2 separate regions of the Mus musculus genome follow, and region 2 is linked to region 1. The links are chromatin loops, found by intact Hi-C in ENCODE. Cell type or tissue: gastrocnemius. All regions are shown on one strand. Each heading gives the region's core, and the rest is flanking DNA. Links, peaks and the distances in the headings are about the cores only.

Region 1 (7,757 bases), core at 1,633-6,632:
CAAGTGGGGAAGGTGCCCAGCTCCAGAGCAGAGGGGGCCTGAGCCCACACTGTGATTCCCAACCATGGGGAACAATGGCACCCACTGGGAAGAGCCCCCAACCCGGAATGTCTTAGGAGTCTGCCTTCTCTTATGAAGTCTCACCATCTCAAGGCCCAAGCTGCTATAGAGGTCAGAGTCATGCTCCGGAGAACCCACAGGACCAATGTTTCCCTTTGACCTCATTGAGAACTAGTAAATGCAATAAGTCCTTGTGGACTCTTAAGGAATTCTGTCTGGACTCTGAAGAAAATAGAGTAGAGGTCACAGCCAAATCTGCCCGCGTGTCGAGAGGCTGGATTCCAGAAACGAGGGAAACAGAATATTGTTTGTGAGAATTGCAAGCATCTGGAGAGTCAGAGGCATGAGGCAATGATGGCACAACCAGGGGATAGCATTTTCTTGAAAAGGCCTTGAATTTTCATGGGTGAGAGAGCAGAATGTTGTGCTGAAATGACAAGTCTCTACTCAAAACCCCTAAGCCACTCTAGACTTGCTGTGTGACACTGGAAACCAACCTCTCTCCATCTTGTTTTCCTTACAAGGCTAAGAATGTATGGCCAGGCTTGACAGAGGGCACCGATGAGATACTGCACGTGAAACTCCTATAGCTGGCAACGTTAGATAAAGGAGAAGTGCCAATATAAACAGCCCTATCCACTGTGCTTTCTCACGTGCCTAGGCAAGGGGCTTGTGCTGGCATGGCTAACATTCTCTACTTTCAGAGAGCAAGACACAAAGAGATGGAATAGCCACGGATATCATTCAATATCACCTGGACCAAGAAGTAGAGTGTCCCTTGGGAGAAAGACCTCGGTGCCTACCCATGGCATTGCACTTCCTCTTCTGAGAATGGCACCATTACAGAACTATCCAGGGTGGGGCCCCAGACCACAGAGACTTCCTTCTGCCTGTCTGCTAGAGGGACATCTGCTGGGATGGTTAGGAAGGTAGCCACTGTCACAAGCTCCAGGGCCCAGAACTGCCCTTCTGCTTCTCCACCCTGCCTCTTTCTGCTCTTGGTATGATCTCTGCTTTGGGGTAAAAGAGTGGGTGCCTGGCTGCTGGGGGTGGGGTGGGGTGGGCATCAGGGAATGGGTGTTTGTCTTTCTTTGGTTCTGTGCTCTTTGGATTTCATCTATCATACAGATAATTACCCAAACCATTTGAGTTCTGCTTCTGCAACAGGGTGTCCCCACTGCGAGGTCCTCTAACCACGGAGTTCCCCACACCCACTCTATCCCCTAAAGCTCATCCTCACCATCATCATGACTCCATAAAATGACAGGAGAAGAGATGTGAAGTGAATCATCATGGCATTGGAGGAGGGGCAGAGAGAGAGAGAGAGAGAGAGAGAGAGAGAGTGTGTGTGTGTGTGTGTGTCTGTGGGTCCAGATGAGTGCTTCTTAAACAGCCTCTTGACTTTTTCATATGATTTGCTGAGCCCCATTGAAAGGGATAGAAAATTCAGGGTGGAGGCATATTGGCCCCAAAGGCAGCCAATGTGAAAATGAATTGAGGCTGCAACCAGCCTCTTAGAACACAGGACAGCTTTTCTTCACATCCCCAGGATGGGACACTGGGTAAGGGGATTACACTGTCACACCCCTGAACCTCAGCCTCCCTCCTCACCAGGCCTCTTTGGACCTCAGCCTCACCCTCCCTGAGGCCTCTGACATAAACCCTGCCTTGGGCCTGCTAGGCCCTGGATCAGAATGCCAACATAGGATGTCTTCTCAAAGGATCCACCACTAGAGCACATGTCCAGGGACACCCCAGGGTCCTAAACTGTGGATGTTCTTGAGGTCTTAGAGGACAAGGACTTTGCTGGGTAGAACATATAAATGGAATGAGTGAGGGTGAGTATCTGCTCCTTCATCAGCAAAAGGACTAAGACATCAATAGAAGAAATATAGACCATTGCAACTACAAACAAAAGGAAAGGACTTTAAAAGTCCCTGTGTATAGATAGCCCTGTGGTTCTCAAACTTGACCGTGCCTCAGAACATGAGGACCAGATAGAATAGGTGATTGCTTGGGCCCCCTCTGAAGTTGCTGATTCCGACTGTCAATCCACTTCTATATTTCTGTTGCTCTGGTATGGAATTCCATTGCTGCTGCTCTGCGGACCATGTTGAAGAGTGACTGGTTCATTTTTTTGGTTTGGTTTGGTTTTTTTAAAGCCTAATTCATTTCATCCATGGCCCAAGGTGCCCCGACAGGTGAGAGGTAAACAAATAAAAATCACACTTTCTCATTGCCTCTCCTCCCTCACCCCTACTTGCTCATTGGGTTCAACCCTCCTGTACTGCAACACAACCCGAGCAAAGAAAGCTATCCCCACCCAGGCTCGCTAATGGCTTTATCCACTCCTACAGGGTGACATGCATGACTTAGAGCTGGCACTCAGCCATCCTGTACTGACCATGGAAGAGGTAGCCTACCCTTAGGATTTCAGTGTGCGTCTATAGATCTCCCTGATCCATACTTTCACTCTAATTTCATTGTTTTAGCTCATTGTCCAACGTACTCTGGTTGACACCTTTGAAGTGCTGGCTGGTTGGTGAAAGATTTCTTCTTACATTCAGGGGCTTCACTCTGACAGAAAAGGGAAAGAAAAGAAAAGGGAAGGGATGGAAAGAAAAGGGAAGGAAAGGGAAGGAAAAGAAAGGAAAGAAAAGAAAAAAGAAAAAAGAGGAAAAAGAAAAAGAAAAAGGAAAAAGAAAAGAAGAATCAAGTCACTAGACTATGAGGGGTGTAGAGAAAATATCTTGTGTCTGTATGGATGTGACACCTGTCAATAGTATAACTGATGCCCTATAGCGGAGTCAGAAAGTTGGAGGTGGGACATCCAAAAAGCAGAAAGGATTTTGGGATAGTGCCAGGCACAGGAAATTCACCAGGGAAAATGTGAGGAGATCGATGTGTGGTACCTGAGCACAGGTAACCAGTCACATGGCAGAATGTAGATTAGGATAAATGGGTTTAATCTAAGTTATGATCGAGTCAGAGAAGAGCCTAGCTGTATGGCCAAGGCATTTGTAAATATATGTTGAGCCTGAGTCTTCTTTCTGACAGCACGAGACTGAGAAGAAGAACCAGACCTGACTTCTACAAAGGGAAAAGCAGGGTGTGTGCAGAAGGCGTACTAGGGAAGCATATCTCAGTCCGTCAGGAAGGGGTCAGTATTAGGCAGGACCCAGCCAGAGTATGGGAGCACCGAGTAACAAGGGGTACTGAGTAGTGGTACTCACTGGAGATCAGACGCTCTCCATCTGGCTTCTGTCCTCACAGTCCTGAGGTACCATTTACAAATCCTTCTTTAGAAGTGGGGACACCAAGGCTCAGAGATTGCTGAGGGCCACACAGCCATCCAACATTAATTTTTTTCTGACTCCAGAGCCACATCTAACATACGATCTTATTGCTCTTTGCCAGACATCAACAACTAGCACCTGTTGTTGGTCACGAAAGGCAGGTTTACCAAAGCACTGGGCAGGTGTGGGGAACCAAGAAGGCTGGGAAGGTTAGGAGGGGGGACCCATGTGTTGTGACTCTTGATGCACAGTGTGAAGCATTGACACCTAACTCCTGGGGTGCTTGGGCATCAGTGAAGGATTCTGAACAGGAAAGGAATGCATAGCACAGCTATGTTTTAGGAAGCTGGGACAGAGGCGTGTGTGCACCCTTGGCACAGAGAACACATGGCAGCGGAAAGCAAGGGCCTGGCTTCGGATGGATGACGGGAGCAGATGAGACTCGGGATAGATGTCATTCTCACTACTGCTGTTGCAAATATTTGACCACTGACTGCATGCTTGACCTATGCTGAAGTCATCTGATCCTCACCATAGCATCCATATCAGATCTCTCCCTCTGACGCTACTTTTTCACTGCTCATGAGTCTCCATTTCTCCATACTGAGTACTGTTTCTACTTGGGAACAGGACCTAAGACTCCTTCCTGAATATAAGGGGATCCAGGGCTGAGAAAAATGAAAGATCAAGTACTCCCAAATTCACTTCTTCTCCTGTCCTGACAGCTGAGGAGGCTGAGGCCTGGAGACAATCAGTGGCTTGTTCCATCTAGGAAAGGATGGACATACTGACCAGAGGCTAGAGGGCTTTCTTGCGCCAATGCCAAGAGCCCACTCTGGATTTCTAGGCCAGGCTGGAGGCCCTGCAGCTGTGGCGGGTGCCAGATGGCATCCCAGTCACCAGGCTGCAGGGCGCCTGAGGACCCTGTGGTAAGCCACGGCTGGCAGCACCTCCTCCCTCTGGCACTTCGGGTGCAGAATGATTGAGTGAGGGGAGGATATGCCGTGTAGGGGCAGGAATGTTGGTGTCTCAGCACTTGGTAGTGTGAGTTACAGCTGCTCAGGGCCAGCCCAGCATACAAGCTGAAGAGGCAGCTGCCATCTTCACCTTGTCAGAAATACAAAAAAAGAAAGAAAGGGAAGGGAAGGGAAGGGAAGGGAAGGGAAGGGAAGGGAAGGGAAGGGAAGGAAGGAAGGAAGGGAAGGGAAGGGAAGGGAAGGGAAGGCAAGGGAAGGAAAGGAAAGGAAAGGAAAGGAAAGGAAAGGAAAGGAAAGGAAAGGAAAGGAAAGGAAAAAACCATGCTAGCCCATGCAGCCAGAGCAGAGGCAATGGAACCTGATTGGAAAAATGGCAGCATTGCCCAAAGAAACAGGGACAAGCCATGAGTTAGGAAACCCCGGCTCACTTACGATTTGATCCTTCTCTTTCAAACCATGAAGCCTTGAAGAGCCTCTTTAATCTGTTCGTGGATATACTCTCTTTTCTCCTCCCTAGCCTTGCACTATAGGTGGTATGAGTGAGTTGATGTGTGGAGAGGAGAGTTGAGAAAAGAAAAGAGGAGAGAGCAGAGAGTGGGGAAGAGAGGGCTGGGGAGGAGAGGGCATTTGCAACCCAAGGGGTTCTGCAGATGCCATTGGAGTTGAAACTAGTAACGTTAATGTTGATATGGCTAATCTCCGGGGAAATATGGTGATACAATTGAGCATTTGCAAGGAATTTATTTGAAACCTGTATTGTCTTTGCTACTGCTCTATGAAGCTTAAAATACTTCAAAAATGGTAATTCTTACATTCTCTTTCATTGCTTTCTCTTCTATTCAGGGAGCTTTGGCTGAGCAGGCACACTTCAGAGGTCTACAGGCCTCTGAAGGACCTGCCTCCTAGCAGGGAGACCAATGTTATTCTATATCCTAAGCAGGGCAAAGATCTACTGTGCTAAGAGGGCTAAAGTCCCGGCAGCAGAAAGCCCTGGTTTGGGGTGGCCAGGGACCAATGCACAGGCTGATGTAGAGCTACAGCGGAGGTGAGATTCCAGCTTTTTGTGGAGAGCAGGGGCTTACCAATCATATAACCATAGAAGTGCCTGCCCAGAAGAAAGCCTCAAAATGCATTCTAGAGAGAAGGAAGCTGTGTCACTATAGCAGTGTCTGATCGTGCTGGGGTAGAGGGGCCTGGGAAAGGAGTGGGCATGAAGCCCAAAGAGGCAACATAGAAGCAAGTCTGTGGATTGTGAGTGTTTTCAGAGACTTGGGATGTCACTACAGGAGAAATGGGGCATCAGGGGAGGCGGGAGCAAAGGAGTGACACGATCCAGGACATAGCTGAAGAGAACCTGTGTTCCTCCACTGGATTGTTCTCTGGGTTCGGCCACCCACCTGGTCTCCTTCCCTGACCCCTGGACTTCTGATTTAGGTTCGAGACTGAGGATTCTAGAATTCTAGAATCATGGAGGAACCCAAAGCACCTCGGCTGAAAGGAGCTGTGTAATCACATGTTTAGAGAGAGACTTCTTCCCAGTCCCAGTACTTTGTGTGCCTTTTCTAGTCCCATGAAGGCCAGGCTTCCAGCGCTGCAGGCTTCTAATTTGTTCAAATGTTTTGTTCTATACACGATGGTACCTGAGGCCTTGCAGCTTATTACAGCTCACTGGGTAAATCAAAAGGCCCCTGGGTCCTGATGTTAAACTCAGCTAGTTGAACATAAGGCCACCAGGGGAGAATGTCTTCCCTGTAGAATGATGGGTTCCAGGAACGGTGGTGTGTCAAGCTTATTTCTACCCCTTCTGCAGGTCAGTCCATGCCTCCCTGCCCATCCCCACTTCCAGCGAACTCATTCTAGGAAATTATGATCTGCAACGGGGACAGACTACAGGCACTCTGAATGAAAGTTTCTCACTGTGTGCATCAAGAACTTAATATATATCAACAAACCACACAGACCCAGGGTATGTGATAGTCTGCCCCACAAGGCTTTGGAGTTGAGATTCTCATGGAATACAACCTTTGCTTCTAAAATTTTAGAGGCTCTTAGGAAGTAATTACAAGGAATGGCCCCAAATGCTGCTTGGGTGTCTCTTGTAGAGATTACAGTCTCGGTGCCTAAAAAGCCAGATAACAGGCATATTACATGGAGCAGCTGAGTGGGAGTAAATTAGGACAGATGAGGGGCAAGGTAAAAAGTCACTGTGTTTCTTTGCTGGAGATGCCACAACACAGAGCAGGCTGGGCCATCTAAACAACAGAACATATTGTCTTCCAGGCTTGACTCCAGATGCCCAAAGTGTGGGTGTGGGCATAGTTGGTTCCGTATGTGGACTGAGGAGGAAAGAGCTGTTCCAGGCCATCTCCTTGACTTACAGGTGACATCTGCATATGTGCATGCCATTCTCCCTGTGCACATGTCCTTGTCTGTGTGCAGATGTTCTCTTTAATAAGGTTACCAGACACTCTGGATTAGAGCCAACTCTGAATTAAACTCCTTAGCTTAGGTACTCTGAACAGACCTTCTCGCCAATAAAGAACACATTCAAAGTTACAAGTTGTTTGGGCATCAACATAGTAATTTTAAGGGGACACAATTCAATCTATGACCCTCAGCCAAAGCAAAAGCAAATCAGAGGATTAGATGGCTTAGGCTCACTGCCCTGATTCTGGGTTCATTCAGCAACCTGTACATAAGTGGAAACTCTAGGTACGCAAGATAACAAAACAAAACAAAACAAAACAAAACAAAACAAAACAAAACAAAACAAAACAAAACAAGAAATACCACTTCCCCAGAAGTCAGGGGGAGAGGAAGATAGGGATAGGCCTACTGTGTCCCAGCTCAGTGCCCTTGATCCACTTCCAACTGTCTGTGATTTAAAAGTCTATGTCTCACATTTGGATGCTCTCTGGAAGAATCTGCCTACATTTGGGAGTCCAGAAAGTGCATGTAGTATGTGTTCTCAAACTCCCCTGACCACACAGCTGGATGGGACAGAAGAAGACATGCAGAAGGTACGTGTGGGGATGTATGTTATGGCATGGTCTGTACTTAGCAAGGTTCTCGGTGTTTTATGTTCATTGCTGACCTAGCACTATCGGCTGCTTTGAACTTCATTTCTCAGTGATGATTTCTAACGACCAACCCACAGAGTGAGATAGAAAGGACCAACAATGGGCCTTATTGTCTCATCTCGAAGAGCAGATATGTTAACTAAAAATGGAAAACTATACTCTAGTGCTAGGGCTTTAGCTAGGCAGTATGGTTCATGTCTGTAGTTTGAGTATTATGGAAAGCCAAGGCAGGAGTCCTATGAGACTGAGGCCAGCCTGAGCTATATAGTGAGTTCCATGCCCTTCTGATCTGCAGAGAGAGATCATGTCTCAAAAATTACCACTATCTCAAATAGAATTATTGT
Region 2 (7,757 bases), core at 1,839-6,838, 76 kb before region 1:
GTTTTGTCTATTGTGTCTATTGTAAGAAACATTGATTTTCTGCGTTATTTATTGACATAGTTCCCTAAACTTAAGGGAAGAGGTCCAAACTTTGAGTGGAGTCTTTCCAAGAGAAGAGGTAAATAGTATCTGTGACATTCCAAAGATTTACCCTTTGGAGAAACTGGGAGAGAGGGAGGGGAAGAGGGAGAGGGGGAGGGGGAGGGGGAAGGGGAGGGGGAGAGGGAGGAGGAGGAGGGAGAGGGAGGGGGAGAAGGAGAGGGGGAGGAGGAGGGGAGAGGGGAGAGGAGGAGGGGGAGAGGGGAGAGGGGAGAGGGGAGAGGGGAGAGGGGAGAGGGGAGAGGGGAGAGGGGAGAGGGGAGAGGGATGCATTCCACACTTGGTGTAGGATCAGACTTGATTGGAGCAGACCAGAGGAGGAAGTTGCTACTAGACAGAATATAGTTAAGAGCTTTTGAATCATCTAAACTGATAGGACAGGGAGCTGCCCTAGGATGAGAATCTCACCCCAGAAGCAGTTCCACAGAGGCAATAGAAAGGATGCTAAATGGAAAAAGACAAGGCAAGAGGGTTTCAGGATATAAAAATGTCCCAGTTGGTATCCTATGAATCTCTCCAAAAGTCTAACATTTCTTTCTCTGAACAAGGGAATGTTCTAGAACAGCCATGGGAACAGAATGGCAATAGGTAGATTGAAACTTGGACAAGCTCATCTCTCTTCTCCCACTGTAAGAGAACCATGGGATTCTGCTCTCCAAAAAAAGAAAAAGAAAAAAAGAAAAGATAGTAAAGAACCAAGACAATCCAAGGCACTGTCCTAATTCCTAAGTTCAGATAATATGTGTAAGTCTTTGCTTTCAAATGGACTGTGGGAACTTTTATAAAACCACAGTTCCCTTGGCTGCTGTGTTAGGACCTAGTCTATCACATGTATAGTCAGTGTATAGTCAGTATCACTCAGCTTCAGGTGGGACTGGGCTTGAAGGACCACACTGCATGGCCTAGCATGTGAAACACCAGCAGAGGGTAGGGTTGGGGATTTGTAGGGCTGGGGTGGTCATAAAACCTTTGTCAGAATTTGTCCTGCTCCCTTGAGAGACCAATGGGATCATCAAGGATGTCTCTACTGCCCATCGTAATAACACTACAGGATGCTTATCTTTCATGGTCTAGGACCAAGTTGGAGGACTAATATATATCTGTAGTCCCCTCTCTCGTAGACCTATGAAGTCTTATTGATAATGGTGCTTTCCTCTTACTTATTTTACCATGGAAGTCAGGTGGCTGTTTTTGCCTAACAGTACTGCCATCCTGGGCACTCAGGCTGCAGAGCAAATACTTTGAATTCAGCAGTTACTCATGCACAGAGTGCTGGAAATGCAAGCAGCACTAAATTTAATAGCATTTCTTCATCTTTAGAGTAATGAAAACTGAGGCCTAGAGGGGTTGTGTAAATGTAATTATCCATTAGCCATTAACCTTGACCTGCATGATCTTAAGACTTAAAAGGTCAACAGATGTCTAGAGCTTTAGATTGTGGGCTACAGTGCACTAAAGAATTATACATAAGGTTTGATGGAAGTTACCGGAAGACTGGACTTGGGAACCATATCACTGAGGTGTAGATTTCTCACTGTTACTGCGCAGGCCCATCTTTCCACTCTCAGTAGCTCTGGGTCCTGTCATCTCTAAAGTGTGGAGGGTAAGGCTTGTATGACTGATCTCAGAAGTTCTGGTAAGCATCAGGAGAGAGAAAGGATGTGAAAGTTGTTTGTACTTGCTATGTAAGTGCAGGAATCCTTCTTCCTGCTAACAGGTTGATGCTGCAGGCAGAGCTCAGAGGATGTGTCTGTTTTCAGTGGCCTCTCTCCTCCTGAGGGTACTTTGCATGAATCTGTCCGCAGCGTTCATCTTTTAACCGCTGTCACGAGCTAACAAGGTGTCAGTCACTCTCACCGAGCCACTTATCGTATGGCATGGGATAACCGAACCTACAGCCACACTCACAAAGAGCTGAGGTGACCACTGAGGGAAGAGGGAAGTTCTGAGCTTAGCCATGCTCTCAAGAGATATTTAGATATTTGACTCATTATTATATATATATATCCAACACACCTTCCACAGTCTGTGCTGTTTACACTGAAAGCGAAAAAGTTGAAAGGGAAGAATCCTGCAATAACACAGCAAAAGAAACGGGGGCGTGAGGGGAGACAAGGACAGGGCTGATGAAGCCTCGGCATCTTATCTCTGGACTATAATTGACGATCTGAATGTTAGTATGAGATCTAAAGTGAAATGAATCGGTGGTTTCAGTTCCGGATATGGTATGCAAAGAAAAAAAAAAAAAAAAAACCTTGCTCTTTGAAATTCAGCACTTCCTTGTCTGTGCTTCAGGAAGCCACACGCCTGGTGTTGAGTGTGGAAACTGACTCATATCTGGCCCTTTGAGATTAGCCTCTCCAGCCCCCCCCCCCCCAGACTGTGGGCAGGATCTGGGGCCTAATGGGAAACCAGAATGGGGTCTGGCCTAATCTGGATCAGACACAACATCATTGGTACACATGCCTTTCAAGGTCCTTCCACATGGTTCTAGAGGCAGTGGCTCTTCTGGGCCATCCCCAGAGCATTGACGGTGCACTTGGCAGTGGGTAAGTGACCTGAGATGGAAGGAAACAGAATCACAAATGCAGTGCCTCCCAGCACTGTACTGTCATGTTAAAGGAAACCAGAGAACTGAGCCACTTGGTGGAAGTGCCTGGCCCTGAGATCTTATCATGTGCCTTCCCACCAAAAAGCCTCAACAATTAACAGCCATTTTCCCCTTTGACTGTCCCAACAAGCTTCTGTATGATAGTTAGGGGTTAGGGACAGGGAGAAGTAATTTGCACTTATTTAGAGTTTATTGAGAAGGAAGAAGCTTATCAGAGACTATAGCATGAAACCCTGGGCAGGTGGCAGGGAGCTCGGGTCTCCTGCACTCAGCCATAAGTGGTTTCCAGGCATTTTACAGACCGTCTCAAGACGGGAAAGGCCCACTAAAACAGCATATCTGTTTGGTTCTAGTTTTCATGTTCAAAAATATCTTGCCCAGGAGGAGGGTGAAGGTGCTGGCTTAAAAGAGAAGTCAATGGGAGACAGAGTGCAGAGAGAAAGAACCAACAGAACCCAGCTCAGCAGTAGAAGGTCCAAGGTCCTTTTTGACCTTTGGCTAGACACTTAATCTCTCTGACCTTCCCTGACCCCATCAGTACAGTGCAATTGCTACTTACAAAATGAGATCATGCATGGGGAAGTATTTGTTTTATGGATGGAAAGCGCCATGCAAAGATTCATCATTAGTCTTTTGAATATTAATGGTTAACCTGTGTTGCAAATGAAGGTATAGCCACCACCCCAGAATGAGGACTGATCTTCCCACCTTTCTTTCCTAAGACAGATCAGTCTGCACTTTTTTTTTTTTTTTTTTTTTACCTACATGCTCCTTACTTCCAAAATGGGTATCCTGATCAGAAAAGCAGAGTGAGAAGATTAAGACCTTGTCCCGGAAGATGAGAAGAGTTAGAAGAAGAAAATCCACAATAAGAATAATTTTAATGAGGCACGTAGCATGTGTTTGAGATCCTTGGCAGCTCAAACAAAAGAAATGGGGGACGGATCGCATTATGCAGCTGCCTTTATCCACTAAAGAAAGAGCAGTTATGAATCAGGGTCAGCCAACTCCTTCCTAGTCATAAGCATGCCAAGAAACATGCATTCTTGGTGAAGGGCTATCAAAGTTAAGTGATAGAATCTTTAAAAGGAGACACATGGAGGGGGATGCTCCAATCTGAGCAGTAGGTGACATCCCCCCCCCCACCGCCGTGAATTTGTGTGTACCTTTCTAGAACGACACACACAAGCAACACAAGCAACACAGTGGTTGCTAGAAGGAGCAGGCTTAAAAACAGCAACAACAATTAAAAAAAACAAAACAAAACAAAACAGTGAAAATCAGCTTGCTCTCTGTTCCCAGGCTAGGGAGCTGCTGGCCAAGGTGTTTATAGAGCTTTTGTGGGGAGGGGGACAGTGAAATAGGCAAAGCAGTGTATGTAGTGCCTTGCACAAGGTCACTTGATGTCTCTGAAACTGATTGTGTATTCTGAGCTCCTTAATAGGATTTTGTAGGTCACAGTGTTCTAGGCACGGCTCCCTGTTGATGTACATCTCTCATGTAAGATTTAGATCACCTCTTTTCGGGCAGAGCTCCATGGAAACACCGCCCATGATTTCTGAAATGGAGCCTGACTGGGTCCCCATAATGCCAGGCTGCCGTGGTCAGCAATCTCTGCTGCTGACACACACTGGACACTTGGCAAGCCAGAGACTACTAGTATCTAGTCACTGTAGCTTATTGTTACTCTCATGTTAAAGCAAGTTCCTGTTTCTATAAAGTAGCCAGGCAATGGAGTATTCTAGGCAAATGGAAAATTCTGGTTCATCTGGTTACCATCCATATCATTTGAGATTCTTGGTTTCCAAAGACATAATTACAACACACTTTGCTGAACGCTAAAATGATAGTGTGACTTAAGCTTTCTTTGGTGATTCACAAGGCGCTTCGGGGTCTGTCAGCACCCGATAGCATAATTACCTTCTTAGCTCCTCATTTTCTAGGACCCAGAGTGGAAATGTAGAAAGCGTGGAAACCTGGGAGGTAACTATAGGACACCCCAACCAGACCGTTGACATTGCTGGCCCTGGAGGCGTGTGTTATCTTTTAGTTTGTTGACAAACAAAATTGCAGCATCAGACATTCTATATATTGCTGGGTGTATTGTTGGTTTTTGCATTACTAATACTCTTCTTCTCAAGAGTAACGAGGAATCAGGCCACAGTGACTCATACCTGTAATTGCAGCTCTTAATAGGCTGAGGCAGGAGGATTTTCAAGAGTGAAAGGGAAGTTTGGAATACATAATGTGTTCCAGGCTGGAACTCTCTGGTGATCTGGACCTGGTTTCTCTTTCTGAGTTTCAGAATGAAGGGTCTCTGGTCTCCAATACTTATTCCTCCTGCCTTTGATCCTGGGCCTGGAAACCTGCTGCTTGCAGGAGACACCAGTGGCTGGGATCACAGTCTAGACTGAAGGCAAGACTCTGTAAGATTCCAGGGTCTGTCAGACCCTGCTGCCCTGCTGGAGCAGTACATCGGGTGTCCTGGCTTCTAGATTGTACCTTTACTGTTCCAGGTGACTTCTCAGAGAAATCTGAATGTGGGTCTGTGTGTGAACATTTTCCTATTTTCTACAAAGAGACTTCATCACAGAGGCTCCGTAGAGGAAGTCATTGCGGTTCCGTGTCCAGTCCTCCGTGAGGGTGGAGCTACTGCCAAACGTCTTCTGCTAGTGGTCCTCTAGGTAAGAATGAGATGCAAGTCCACAAGCTCTCCAGTAGTCTCCAATTCCTGCAGTGCATTCTAAACTGTGGATGTTGGCATTTGGGGATAGCAACAGGGTTTCACTATATATATATATATATATATATATATATATATATATATATATATATATATATATATATATATATATATATATATATAAAGCAGGTCAGGTCCCTAGAGGTGGTCACTCCTTCTTTCTCACATCTTTCAACATCTTGGGGGACGGACGGACAAAAAAACCAACCTCTTTTCTTCTCTTACCCACACTTTGATCTCCAGTGCCCTGTGCTTGAACCCTGTGTTTGAGCAGTTTTCCTGACTGACATGGTGGATCTGTCTGTTGACCAGACTTCCTCCCTTATAAAGTGGTCTGTCCTTCCTTTAGCCTTCAGTGCCTCATCCACATGGCTTTCTCTCTGCACTGCATATTACTTACTGACAGCATATTGGCATGTCACTGATTGTCTCCCGTGTGTAGACTCCCTGAAGACAGGAGGCATTGTATTGTTCCTTATGTTCTCCATATCACTTAAGATAGGGTTGAGCACATGGCTGCATCTAGATCGGCCTCTGGCTTGACATGAACCTCAAATGAACTTCTTCTCTAGCTAGGCAGAGAGGGAATGGCTTGCCTTCAACTTTTCTCCTCAACTGAAAGTAGAGTTAAGGATTATTTCTGTCTTGATATCTGACCTAAGTCTGTACAAGTCTCTCCTAAACTCTACACCCACAGGGACCAAGAAAGATCAAAGATGGCCACTGGACCCATGTATGGTAGTAGTGCATATATATCACACTGAGACTTCTCATGGTCCTGGAAATTTACAGGAATGTATAGTCATGTTGTTCCTGAGCCAACTCAGAACCTGTTTTGCTGGAGGTTTCTTCCCTTGGCAAGTATGTTGATGTATTATGAACGTTGCCAACTAGGATGGGCGGGCACTCTGACTGTGCCCAAGATTTTTTTTTTTTAATCCTAGTATAGCTGTCTTTCATGTCAGGAGACTGCACACTTTTTGATCTCTATTCGTGAACCTGGAAGCTCTCTGAGTTATCTCAAGCAACCAGGCTAAGTAAAATCTCTGATTCCAATGTCAATAATCCTTTGTGATTCATTGACTCTTAGACTCAAAGCCATCAGGTCTGGAAATAAGCTTAAAAACCATTTCCTCCCTTTCTTCTCTTCAAAGATCAGGTATCAGATCATAGCTAGCTTACTTTTAAAATGGAGGATCAGCTATCTTCCATTCATGCAATAGTAATCTATCTATCTGTCCATTTTCCATCTAATGATCTACCTACTTGAGTGTTCATTAAATACCCACTAATACTAGGCACACAGTTCATGCTTAGGCATACAGCTCATGCTAGTTCTAGCTATAAAAGCATGAATAAGGTATGATGCCTGCTCCCAACAGTTTATTATACATACATAGACACACAAATACGTCTGATTCAATATGATGTGTACATTATGACATGTATGAACCAAGCATGTTAGGACCATACAGAAGGTTATAACTAATCTGATCTGCCTTAAGATGGTTGAGGAAAAAAACTTTAAAAAGTAACACACAAGAAAAACAAAAAGCCCCGGAGAAAGGAAGAGAAAGAAAAGCAAGGAGTAACGACCACAGAGGTAAATATCCCATCCGAATGCCCAGCCTTAGATAAGTGCAGTATTCCATGAGAGCAGTGGGCAGGAGATGGGCATTCTGAGGAAGGCTGAGACTCAGGTGGAGAACTGGTCCTGTTGACTGGGAAGCCGATTTGGGAGGCTAGTGTGGAGCCCTTCACATCTGTCCTGAGTATTTGGGTTTTAGCCAGGCATCAACAAGGAGCTTTGAAAGTTTGCAGAGGGGCCAATGTCATCTGTTTCGTCAGTATCACAACAACCAATGGTTCTTCTTAGGGCTTCTCACCTCATTCCCTACCCTAAACATCTCTAGCCCATGACCCTCCTTCCCCAGCTTCTTATTTCATATAACCTTGACATTTTAACCTCTCTCTCTCTCTCTCTCTCTCTCTCTCTCTCTCTCTCTCTCTCTCTCTCCTCTATATATTTTGTCCTCTCTCTCTTGGCCTCCTTTTGTCCTCTCTCTCTTGGCCTCCTTTGCCTGCCCTCTCTCTTCATTCCCCTCCCTCTTTCCTCTCATCACCCAATCTAGTCTACCAGCCATGTTCAATCAGCTACTTTCCCTGATCTGGACTCTTCTCGATGCCTCTGGATTTTCTCTCCCTCAGGTCTACAATAAACGACAACCCCATCAACCATACCTTGGAGTGGTCTTGCTTGCCCTTAGTTTGTACAACACTCCACTGAAATTTGTGAAGATCTCT

What was found. Peaks named below come from ENCODE experiments on the same cell type or tissue, not always from the same donor. Only the 100,000 strongest peaks of a DNase experiment are listed, where the experiment ranks them.
Region 2: a loop joins it to region 1, with 5 times the contacts of the local background. A loop is called at or near these places in 2 of 42 quality-filtered maps.

The regions. Positions count from the first base shown.
Region 1 is chr16:24,069,829-24,077,585 of GRCm38, reverse strand. It overlaps Gm46545 (predicted gene, 46545), which reads left to right. Exons shown (of 2, transcript NR_155457.1): 2 at 1-1,111. Among named protein-coding and RNA genes, the nearest start is that of Gm46545, 9.0 kb to the left of the region's middle. In gastrocnemius, for the core only: no CTCF peak of the experiment used is centred there; DNase peaks (open chromatin) are centred at 2,402 and 4,261; H3K27ac peaks cover 4,536 bases.
Region 2 is chr16:24,146,168-24,153,924 of GRCm38, reverse strand. No RefSeq gene overlaps it. Among named protein-coding and RNA genes, the nearest start is that of Gm32126, 9.5 kb to the left of the region's middle. In gastrocnemius, for the core only: no CTCF peak of the experiment used is centred there; a DNase peak (open chromatin) is centred at 4,269; H3K27ac peaks cover 4,509 bases.